Regions from separate parts of the Homo sapiens genome. Here region 1 is linked to region 2. Evidence: read pairs that join two places in POLR2A ChIA-PET (ENCODE). Cell type or tissue: OCI-LY7. All regions are shown on one strand. Each heading gives the region's core, and the rest is flanking DNA. Links, peaks and the distances in the headings are about the cores only.

Evidence for each region. ChIA-PET counts read pairs that join two places held together with the same protein. Peaks named below come from ENCODE experiments on the same cell type or tissue, not always from the same donor. Only the 100,000 strongest peaks of a DNase experiment are listed, where the experiment ranks them.
Region 1: POLR2A ChIA-PET joins it to region 2 with 5 read pairs; 3 of 35 experiments call an interaction of 5 or more read pairs at or near these places.

What each region holds. Positions count from the first base shown.
Region 1 is chr4:139,320,673-139,326,058 of GRCh38, forward strand. All of the region lies in intron 1 of NAA15 (N-alpha-acetyltransferase 15, NatA auxiliary subunit), which reads left to right. Among named protein-coding and RNA genes, the nearest start is that of NDUFC1, 21 kb to the left of the region's middle. In OCI-LY7, for the core only: no CTCF peak of the experiment used is centred there; no DNase peak of the experiment used is centred there; H3K27ac peaks cover 810 bases.
Region 2 is chr4:139,127,975-139,133,360 of GRCh38, forward strand. All of the region lies in intron 3 of ELF2 (E74 like ETS transcription factor 2), which reads right to left. Among named protein-coding and RNA genes, the nearest start is that of ELF2, 47 kb to the right of the region's middle. In OCI-LY7, for the core only: no CTCF peak of the experiment used is centred there; no DNase peak of the experiment used is centred there.

The DNA of each region.
Region 1 (5,386 bases), core at 169-5,168, 190 kb after region 2:
ACCACGCCTGGCTAATTTTTGTATTTTTAATAGAGACGGGGTTTCATCATGTTGGGCAGGCTGGTCTCGAACTCCTGACCTCAGGTGATCCGCCCACCTCGGCCACCCAAAGTGTTGGGATTACAGGTGTGAGCCTCTGCGTCTGGCCTCCCTGGTGTTTTTTGAGACTGAGACTCATCATGTTGCCCAGGCTGATCTTGACTCCTAGCTTCAAGCAGTCCTCCTGCCTGGGCCTCCCAAAGTGTTGAGGTTACTGGTGGGAGCCACCTCACCCAGCCACCTTCTTTTTATCCTCTGGCTAGAAAGCTGGGCCTTTAATAAGCTATTCTGTGCTGTGCACTTTTGTGACTGTGTCTAGCTAGAGATTTATTCATTTTTTTTTTGATCTTCTCAAAGAACCAGCTTTTGATTTCACAAATTTCTTCTGTTTTTCTTATTTTTTCGTATTTTTTCTTTTGCCAAAGCCAAATATTTCTAATTTTTTTCTATTTAATCGACTCTGTTTTTATTATTTGCTTCTGCTTATGTTGGGTTAAATTTGCTCTTGTTTTTTCTAATTTCTTAAGGTGACTTCTATTAAACATTTCCATTTTAAAAATAGTTTCCATTTCTTCATTGAGATTTTCTGTTTCTTCTTAAAAAAAATTTATAGCCTTTTACTTATTTTTTTGTGGAGAATCTGGGTCTCACTGTGTTTCCCATACTAGTTTCAAACTCCTGTCCTCAAGTGATCCTCCTGCCTCAGACTCCAGAAGCACTGGGATTACAAACTTGAGCCACAGTGCCTGGCCCTTATTTGTTTTTTTTTTTTTTTTTTGAAACGGAGTCTCGCTTTGTTGCCCAGGCTGGAGTGCAGTGGTGAAATCTCTGCCCACTGCAAGCTCCGCCTCCCGGATTCATGCCATTCTCCTGCCTCAGCCTCCCGAGTAGCTGGGACTACAGGCACCCGCCACCACGCCTGGCTAATTTTTTTTTTTTTTTTTTGTATTTTTAGTAGAGATGGGGTTTCACTGTGTTAGCCAGGATGGTCTCGATCTCCTGACCTCATGATCTGCCTGCCTCAGCCTCCCAAAGTGCTGGGATTACAGGTGTGAGCCACCGTGCCTGGCCCCCTCATTTGTTTTTTTGTTGCCTTTGTGTTTTGCTTTAAATCCTTTAGTGTTACATAATAGTAACTTGTTTTGAAGTCTCAGCTACTTACGTCATTGTTATTAATATTTCTGACTCTTTTTTTATTGATTTCTTTCTCCTGTAGGTCATGGGTTAGTTTCCTGCTTGGAATTTATAGTAATTTTCCTCCCATAATTTTGTATAGTATGGATCCTAGGATATTTAATGTCTGGATCCTCTTGCCTTTCTTAATAGAGTTTTGTTTTGGCAGACAATTTGCTTGTTTATCAGCTTATACTTTTTGAGGCTTGTTTTTAAGTTTTAATAAAGATGGGTTGATATGGTTTGGCTGTGTCCCCACCCAAATCTTATCTTGAATTCCCACGTGTTGTGGGAGGGACCTGGTAGGAGGTAATTGAATCATGGGGGAGGGTCTTTCCTGTGCTGTTCTCATGATAGTGAATGAGTTTCATGAGATCTGACAGTTTTAAAAAGGGGAGTTTCCCTGCACAAGCTCTCTTCTCTTGTTTGCTGCTATATAAGGCATGCCTTTCACCTTCTGCCATGATTGTGAGGCTCCTCCAGCCTCATGGAACTGTAAGTCCAATAAACCTCTTTGTTTTGTAAATTGCCCAGTCTCAGGTATGTCTTTATCAGCAGCATGAAAATGGACTAATACATGGGTCTAGATTAATCTTATTCCTAAGGTGTGAGCTTTCTGGATCTCTGCTGAATTCTGCAGTCTTTAACGTAGTCTCTTAACTTGATACTTGGAATTCAAATGTCTGCCAGCCATGCATGAGCACCAGTAGTTGTTAGGCTCATGCTACTTGGTAATTGTTCTTTGCCCAGCTTTCATAGACCTTTGCTGTGTACCTGTTCAGCCTACTCTGTGTGAGTGTGTATATGTGTGTATTTTTTATTTTTGAGACGGAGTCTTGCTCTGTTGCCCAGGCTGGAGTGCAATAGGGCAATTTTGGCTCACTGCAACCTCCACCTCCTGGGTTCAAGCGATTCTTGTGCCTTAGCCTCCCGAGTAGCTGGGATTACAGGCATGCACCACCATGCTTGGCTAATTTTCCTATTTTTAGTAGAGATGGGTTTCACCGTGTTGGCCAGGTTGGTCTCGAACTCCTGACCTCAAGTGACCCGCCCACCTTGTCCTCCCCAATAGCTGGGATTGCAGGCATAAGCCACCGCTCCCAGCCTCAGCTTAGTATTTGACGGAGGATGGAGGATTCCTGTGGCAGATTTCTTTTTCTTTTCTTTTCTTTTTTTTTTTTTTTTTTTTGAGATAGAGTTTTGCTCTTGTCACCCAGGCTGGAGTGCAGTGGTATGATCTTGGCTCACTGTCACCTCCAGCTCCTGGGTTCAAGCGATTCTCCTGCCTCAGCCTCCTGAGGAGCTGGAATTACAGGCGCCTGCCACCATGCCCAGCTAATTGTTGTATTTTTAGTAGAGATGTGGTTTCACTATGTTGGCCAGGCTGGTCTCGAACTCCTGACCTCAGGTGATGCACCTTGGCCTTGGCCTCCCAAAGGTCTAGGATTACAGGCATGTGCCACTATGTCTGGCTAATTTTTGTATTTTTAGTAGAGACGGGGTTTTGCCATGTTGGCCAGACTGGTTTTGAACTCCTGACCTCAAGTGATCTGCCCTCCTCAGCCTCCCAAAGTGCTGGGATTACAGGCGTGAGCCACCGTGTCCAACTCCTGTGGCAGATTTCTGAAGCCTCTTCTATATATAGTTCTCTGTAGCACCCTGCCCCATAAATTCCAGCAGTTTCTAATTCTCATATCTACTCAGGTCAGTGAGACTGCTAAGCTCTGTTTAGGTCCCCCACCCACACCCCTACACCTCTTACACCTATTCTGCAGTCTGGAAGATGCTTCTAGAGACAAATAGGGATTTTTCTTGGGATTTACCCTGCTTCTCTTCTGAAACGGTAGTCCTGTATTGGCTTTTGTCCAACAGCTGAAAACAGCTATTTTATGTTTACTTTCCAGTTTTATAGTTGGCAGGAACCTCATCTAGTGTCAGTTATTCTTATACATTTGGGAGCAGAAGTCTCAGAGTGTATGGTGCCAGAATTTAGCACATGCGACTTTATTATCTATTAGAACAATTCAGTCTCTTGTTTTTTGAGGCAAGTCTTGCTGTTGCCCAGGCTATAGTGCAGCAGCCTTGTCCTCCCAGATTCATGCAATCCTCCCACCTCAGCCTCCCCAGTAGCTGAGACTACAGGTATGTACCACCAGGCCCAGCTAATTTTTGTATTTTTTGTAGAGACAGGGTTTCACCATGTTTCCCAGGGTTGTCTGGAACTCCTGCTCAAGCAATCTGCCCACCTCCACCTCCCAAAGTGCTGCAGTTACAGGCATGAGTCCAGCCCAGTTTGTTTTAATTATATCCTGGTTTGCTTCTTTGCTTCATTGTTTCTATAGCAGAGTGTTAAAATTTTAAATGTTAATTCCTGTTGAAAAACAATAGCCTGCATTATTCTTCTAGTATTTTTGAAAGTATTATGTTAGATTTTGAACTAACATATGCAGGTGTTACAGGTAGGAGGACAAATAGATACTCTGGCATTTCTTCCATAGCAAGGGAAATCCTTATTCACAGTTTTGAAATTTCAAGAACTCCCCAAACACAAGAGTTTCAGATGAGGGAATGTAGACCTGTATTTCTGTTTAATGCAATGATTCTTCTGTGGAGAACTGAAAATGTCTGTCTACTGTGTCACTTTATAAAACCTGTTTTAAGTGAATTGAATGTAAAACATATGTTGAAAGTATACCATATGTAGTATTTTGCATTTCACTTTCCGTAAATAAAAGCAAAGTAAGTTCCCTAAAAAGTTAGTTTAGGGCCGGGCGCAGTGGCTCACGCCTGTAATCCCAGCACTTCAGGAGGCCGAGGCAGGGGGATCACCAGAGGTTGGAGTTCAAGACCAGCCTGGCCAACATCCAAATTGGATATTTTTTGTTACTTTTTCCTTTCTATTCTCCTTTGTAATAAGTGACCTATTATAGAAGTAGTGCATTTCGTGAAAAAAATTGAGATCTATTTACTTAAATGCACGTTGGTTCTTGTTGAGGAGAAATGAATTAGTAGTAGTTATTTGGAGGGGCCTGCCATTCTGAATTATTTTTACAGCTCACATTGACAGGAGATAATTGAATTAATGGCATTGAATATAATTTCAATAAGGACATAGCTGAATTTCATTAATTGAGAACATAATCATTAGGATCTAAAACTCAGTTACTGTTCTAAGTATGATGAAGTAAAAAGCTAACTGCTGTAATGTAAACATATCTCATTCAAGGGGCGGGGGGTTTAGTTTTTAATTTTCCTGTCAGTTATTTGGAGGGGATTATCTAGTTTAATTTTGTATGTTCACTTCTCACTTTATTTTGGGCATTTTTATTGTCCATTTGATTATAAGACTGGGTAAGCAATGTAACAGTTGAATTTGTTGATTAGAAGATCTTTTAAAAGATAAAAATTTTGGGTTTAATAACCTTTAACATTTAATAAAATTTCTGTAGGTGATGGAAAGAGCTTTTAACCAGGAGTCAGAGAGCCTAAATTATAGTCTTAAATTTTGCCACTAGTTAGGTATGTAATCTGGGGTAAGTTACTTGTTTTCTAAATTTTACCTCTACAATAAGGATTAAACCTTTTGTGCTTATGGGATTATCATGCTGATTAAATGTTACCGAGGAGTCTCTTTGAAAAACATACGATAAACAAATAAAGGTGTTTCCAGTCACACCACCAAAAATACCAATTGGAATCCTGAATATTTTAAAAATCAGCTATGTAAAATAAAGTTACATTGTGCATGTCAAGTAAGAATATCAATTTTATTTATTTTTTAAGAGACAGTGTTTTGTTCTGTCGCTCAGGTTGGAGTGCAGTGTTACCATCACGGCTCACTGCAGCCTTGGACTCCTGGGCTCAAGCCGTCCTCCCATCTCAGGTTCATGAGTAGCAGGGAGTACAGGCATGCCACCATGCCCAGCTAATTTTTAATTTTTTTGTAGAGACAGTGGGTCTCAAACTCCTGCCTCAAGCGATCCTCTCACCTCAGCCTCCCAAAGTATTGGGATTACAGGTGTGAGCCACCATGCCCAGCCGTTGTCTGTTTTTATATGCTAGTTTGAATTATATTTGTATAGGTTCACATAAGTATTGTAGAATAGTAAACTATTCCATAAGTTTTGGATGAAAACTTTCTTGTTAAAATCAGAATGTTTAATAGCAGTTGTGT
Region 2 (5,386 bases), core at 237-5,236:
AAAAAAAAATTCAGACCAGGTTCAGCGGCTCACACCTGTAATCCCAAAACTTTGGGAGGCCAAGGCAGGAGGACTGCTTGAGCCCAGGAGTTCAAGACCAGCCTGGGCAACATAGGGAGACCCTATCTCTAGAAAAAATAAAAAATAAATATCAGCCGGGCGTTGTGGCTCTTGCCTATAGTCCTAGCTACTTGGGAGGCTGAGGCAAGAGGATTGCTTGAACCCAGTAGGTGAAGGCTGCAGTGAGCCATAATCATGCCTTTGCACTCCAGCCTGGCAACTGAGAACAAGTCTCAAAAATTAAAAAAAAAAAGAAAAATATTAAACTCTCATTTCTTTTAACTGAACTTTTAACTGATCTTTAACTGAAGTTAAAAGGCAACAAGTCCAATTAAAGAAGTTCTTTAACTGAACTTTAACTGATCGATCGAGACGTATACTTGTATACATTTCTCAAAAAAATAGTCTAACTCCTTGACTTATCTATATATTCCTTGTAATCTATGTTCCACCACCTCACTGAAGCTATTCTCTAAAAATATTTTTTTGCTTTTTTTTTTTTTTTGAGACAGGGTCTAGCTCTGTCGCCCAGGTTGGAGTGCAGTGGCACAATCATGGCTCACCGCAACCTCTGCCTCCCAGGCTCAAACCATCCTCCCACCTCAGCCTCCTGAGTAGCTGGGACTACAGGCATGTGCCACCACTCCCAGCTAATTTGTGTATTTTTGGTAGAGACAGGGTTTCACCATGTTGCCCAGGCTGGTCTTGAACTCCTGGACTCGAGCAATCCACTTGCCTCAGCCTCCCAAAGTGCTGGCATTACAAGCATGGGCCACCATACCCAGCCTCAAAATGTTAATAACGACCAAATTCTATTTCAGTTTTCAATCTCTACTGCCTCCCCGCAGACTCATACATTTATTATTACCCTCATTTAAAAAATTCATTCTTCCAACTTTCTCTACCACTCTACTTTCTTTTTTGAAATGGAGTTTCGCTCGTTGCCCAGGCTGGAGTGCAATGGCGCAATCTTGACACACCGCAACCTCTGCCTCCCAGGTTCAAGTGATTCTCCTGCCTCAGCCCCCTGAGTAGCTGGGATTACAGGCATGTGCCACCATGTCCAGCTAATTTTGTATTTTTAGTAGAGACAGGGTTTCTTCATGGTGGTCAGGCTAGTCTCAAACTCCTGACCTCAGGTGATCCGCCCGCCTCAGCCTCCCAAAGTGCTGGGATGACAGGCATGAGCGACTACCCCCGGCCTACCACTCTACTTTCAAGCGTCTCCTCTGACTCTTCTTTCATCTCCATAGACTCAAGTCTAGCCAACTTAGTGAGGTTCTATCCTCAGTGTCTCCTTTCTTTTTGCCCTATACTACCTTCTCAAGTAAGCCCACCCATTCTTATGGTTTCAAATAGCACCTCTATGCTGATAATGACTAAGTATTTGTCCTCTACTCTGACTCATCTTCTGAATTCCAAAACCAAATTTTAAACTACCAACTTTAACATCACTACAGGAATACTCAGTCAACACTTCAAGCTTAACATGTCTAAATGGCACAAATTATCTACATCTGTCCCTGTTTCCCCATTCTGTGTTCTTTAAATCTTGGTTTCTTCATATTTAAAAAAGAGATTTTAATATTTCTGTCCTTTAAAGTCCCATGACTTTATATGCACAAAGTTCTTAGCATAGTATAAGTACAAAGCACAGAGTAAGTTATTCAATTAGTGACAGCTGATATTATATTTTAACAATAGAAATAGTCTTCAAATCTACTATTTGCCCTCAACTTTAGAGGGCACCTTTTCACATCACAATCAGAACTGTTTGTGTTACTTCCTTGCATAAAAAGCATTAATGACTCCCCTTTGGTCTAAAAGGAAAGTTTAACAAATTAAACAATGGCTTTAACACTCTGAAATATAACCCCAACCCACCTGTCATGGGCTGAATTGTGTCCCCCAAAAAGATGAAGTTTTAACCCCTAGCTTCTGTGAATGTGACCTTATCTGGAAATAAGGTCTTTGCAGATGATCAAGTTAAGACAAGATAATTAAGATGAGCCCTCACCCAATCTGACTATGTCCTTACAAAAGGGAAATTTGGACTCTGAGACACACAAATGGGAAGGAAAACCATGGAAAGACACAGGGAGAACACCATCTACAAGCCAAGGAGTGCCTGAGGCTACCAGAAGCTAGGAGAGAGGCATTAAAGAGATTCTCCCTCCTAGCCCTCAAAAAAAAACAAACAACAATAAAAAAAAAATCTATCAACACCTTGATTCCTAAATTCTGACCTCCAGAACTGTAACACAATAAATTTCTGTTGTTTAAGCAACCTAGTTTACAGTACTTTGTTACAGCAACCCCAAGAAACTAATATACCACCTTTATATCTTATTTCCCTACATTACTTAACATAAATTGATTAGTGGCATTGCTTCTAATTCCTAAATGTGAACATTTCCAAGACTTTTGCTCATGTTATTTTGTAGCCTTCACATCTGTCCAAATCCTTTTCATCTACTGAAGGCTTTTCATCAAGTTCCAGGGAATCTTCTATAATCCTCCAATCTGAATTAATTTTTCTATCCTACGTATTTATAGAACAAGTTGTTTGCCTAATATTACCACTGTTCATTGTCCCATATTATAATTATGTGTTTACATATACAACTCCTTGACTGGTTAGTAGGATATTTGAGAGCAAGAGTTATATCGTAGTCAATTTTTATATCCTCCTTAATAACACATGCTTCATATAAACTAAAGTGGCATTTAAGTACAGATATTTGTAGCTTGGCTCAAAGAATAATAAAGTCAACAAATTTTAATATTAACAGGTATTTATAAGTTCAACATTTGCTCATCTATGGAGGCAAGTAACTTCATGAGCCTTTTTTCTGCCATATGATACAGACCAGAGGACACTGCATGCAGCTATTCAGATAATTATTGCCTTGTACTGTGTAGAAGAGTAGCTATTTTTATGGGAGAAAGGGGATGGAAGAGAAGAAACCAGGAGTCTTTGCTTAAAAATAAAATAGCAAAAAATAACACATGTACAAGGTTATTTTACTTAGCATTACTTTGCTCAAGTCACCATGGGTCTTGGCACAAGCTGTCTAATTCCCTACAAGCTAGGGTGCAAATAAAAAAATACAGGATACCCAGTTAAATTTGAATTTCAGAGAAACACTGAATAATAACTGTAAGAATGTCCCATGCAATATTTGGGACATACTTAAAGTAAAAAGTCATTTGTTGTTTATCTGAAATTCAAATTTAACTAGACATCCTGTATTTTATCTGGCAACCCTACTGTAAGTATTAACAGTGATCTCAAAAACTTCCATTTAAGGAGAGAGATTCTTAGTTTAAAGAGGCAAGACAAGTGCAATGCTGCAGTGTTTACCTAGAAAGTGCTTTTATATGCACTCAGTCATTGCTCTCCAGGTATCAGAAGTTTCCAAAGACAAGTACAATGAAATGGCTGAAAGCAGTGGTATTGTAATCCTTTTCTCAATGTACTTTAGGAATATATAGAAAGATAATAAAATTCAGGAGTATGTGAAAAGTACATAAATTTGTTCCACATTTTCTCTTTCGAGGTAGAGTAAGGTTACCTTAAAAAATCTTATCAAAACTGAAAAATGCCGTTTGGCAGGCTTTAGGGAGGACTCATCTCCCCTACCTCTCATGGTTTAACCCCAGAAACCACTCCAAATAAATACGTCACTAGAATAAATAATGGTGCACTTGCTATGCAAACCCAGTTTTAAGACAAGTCCCCTAAGCTAGATGTTCATAATGCCAAAAAAAAAAAAAAGAGATAGAAAACATACACCCATACTAACAAACATCCATACAATGAGAGACTATTCAATATCAATTAAGCAATTAAGGCAGTTAGAGCTATATACTGGCATGGAAAAATATCCATGATACAAACAAGAGGGGGTGGAAGGAGGAGGAAAATGAGCCATAGAATAGTACTGTTGTCTGATTCCATTTATATATTTATTTAGCATATACATTTAAAAGTCTGGAAAAAATACACCTCAAATTATTAACCTGGTGAAAGAGAGGTGAGCAGACAAAAGATGGATTTTCATTTTCTCAGTATGTCTGAGTTTATTGTTTTTTACAATGATCCTGGTAATTAAGAAATATCAAAATACTTTTTTCATTTAAAAATAACAATTGGTACAAAAACCAAAAAAATAAAATAAATAAAGCCAGTAACAGGTAATTTGACAACTTTAAAAAGGAATCCATTTGCAAAATATAAAACTTGTGGAAGAATATGCCTCACCAGATGAAAATCTTTTTATTTTTCTTATGAATTTTCACAAATGTAAACATCCCTGTAACTACCATCACAGTCAAGAAATAGAACATTTCCATCACCCCAGAAAGTTCCCTCATACCTAACTTTACCCGTCAATCCCCACCACATGTGCATGCACACACACACATACACGCAGACCTAGGCAACCACTGATCTATCCCTATAGATTTCTATCCCTATAGATCTGCCTTTTCTCAAATTTTACATTGAAATCAACAGTTCTCTTTTGTGTCCAACTTCTTTACTGCTGATATTTATACATATTGCTGCATGTATCAATACTTCATCTCCCTTCATTGCTGAAAATTCTATTGTAGATATGTCAATTGCTTATCCATTTGCCTGTCTTCATATGGCGGTAATGCTCCTATGAACATCCTGGTCTTTCCTCCCCTTCCTTTCCGTTCCATTACATATTTACCTAAGAGTCAAATTATCAGATCACATGGCAATTGTACATTTAATTTTGCAAGTACTCAATTTTCCAAAGTGGTTATATTACTTTACATATATATATATATATATATATATATATATATAAAATATGTAATTTTTTTTTTTGGTGGGGGTGAGGGAGAGACGAAGTCTTGCTCTGTCCCCAGGCTGGAGTGCAGTGGCGCAATCTCTGCTCACTGTAAGCTCCGCCTCCCCCAATCTCGGCTCACTGCAAGCTCAGCCTCCCGGGTTCACTCCACTCCTGCCTCACCCTCCCAAGTAGCTGGGACTACAGGCACCCGCCACCATGCCCGGCTAATTTTTTGTATTTTTAGTACAGACGGGGTTTCACTGCGATAGCCAGGATGTTCTCAATCTCCTGACCTCGTGATCCGCCCGCCTCGGCTTCCGAAAATGCTGGGATTACAGGCGTGAGCCACCACGCCCAGCCTACATTCTTATAAGCAATAAGGATAAGGAGAGGTTTAGCTGCTCCTTATCCTTTCCAACATGTGGTATCACTCTCATCAATTTTCCTCATTCTGTTTATTTAGTAGGATCGCCTTGTGGTTTTAATTTACATTTCCCTGA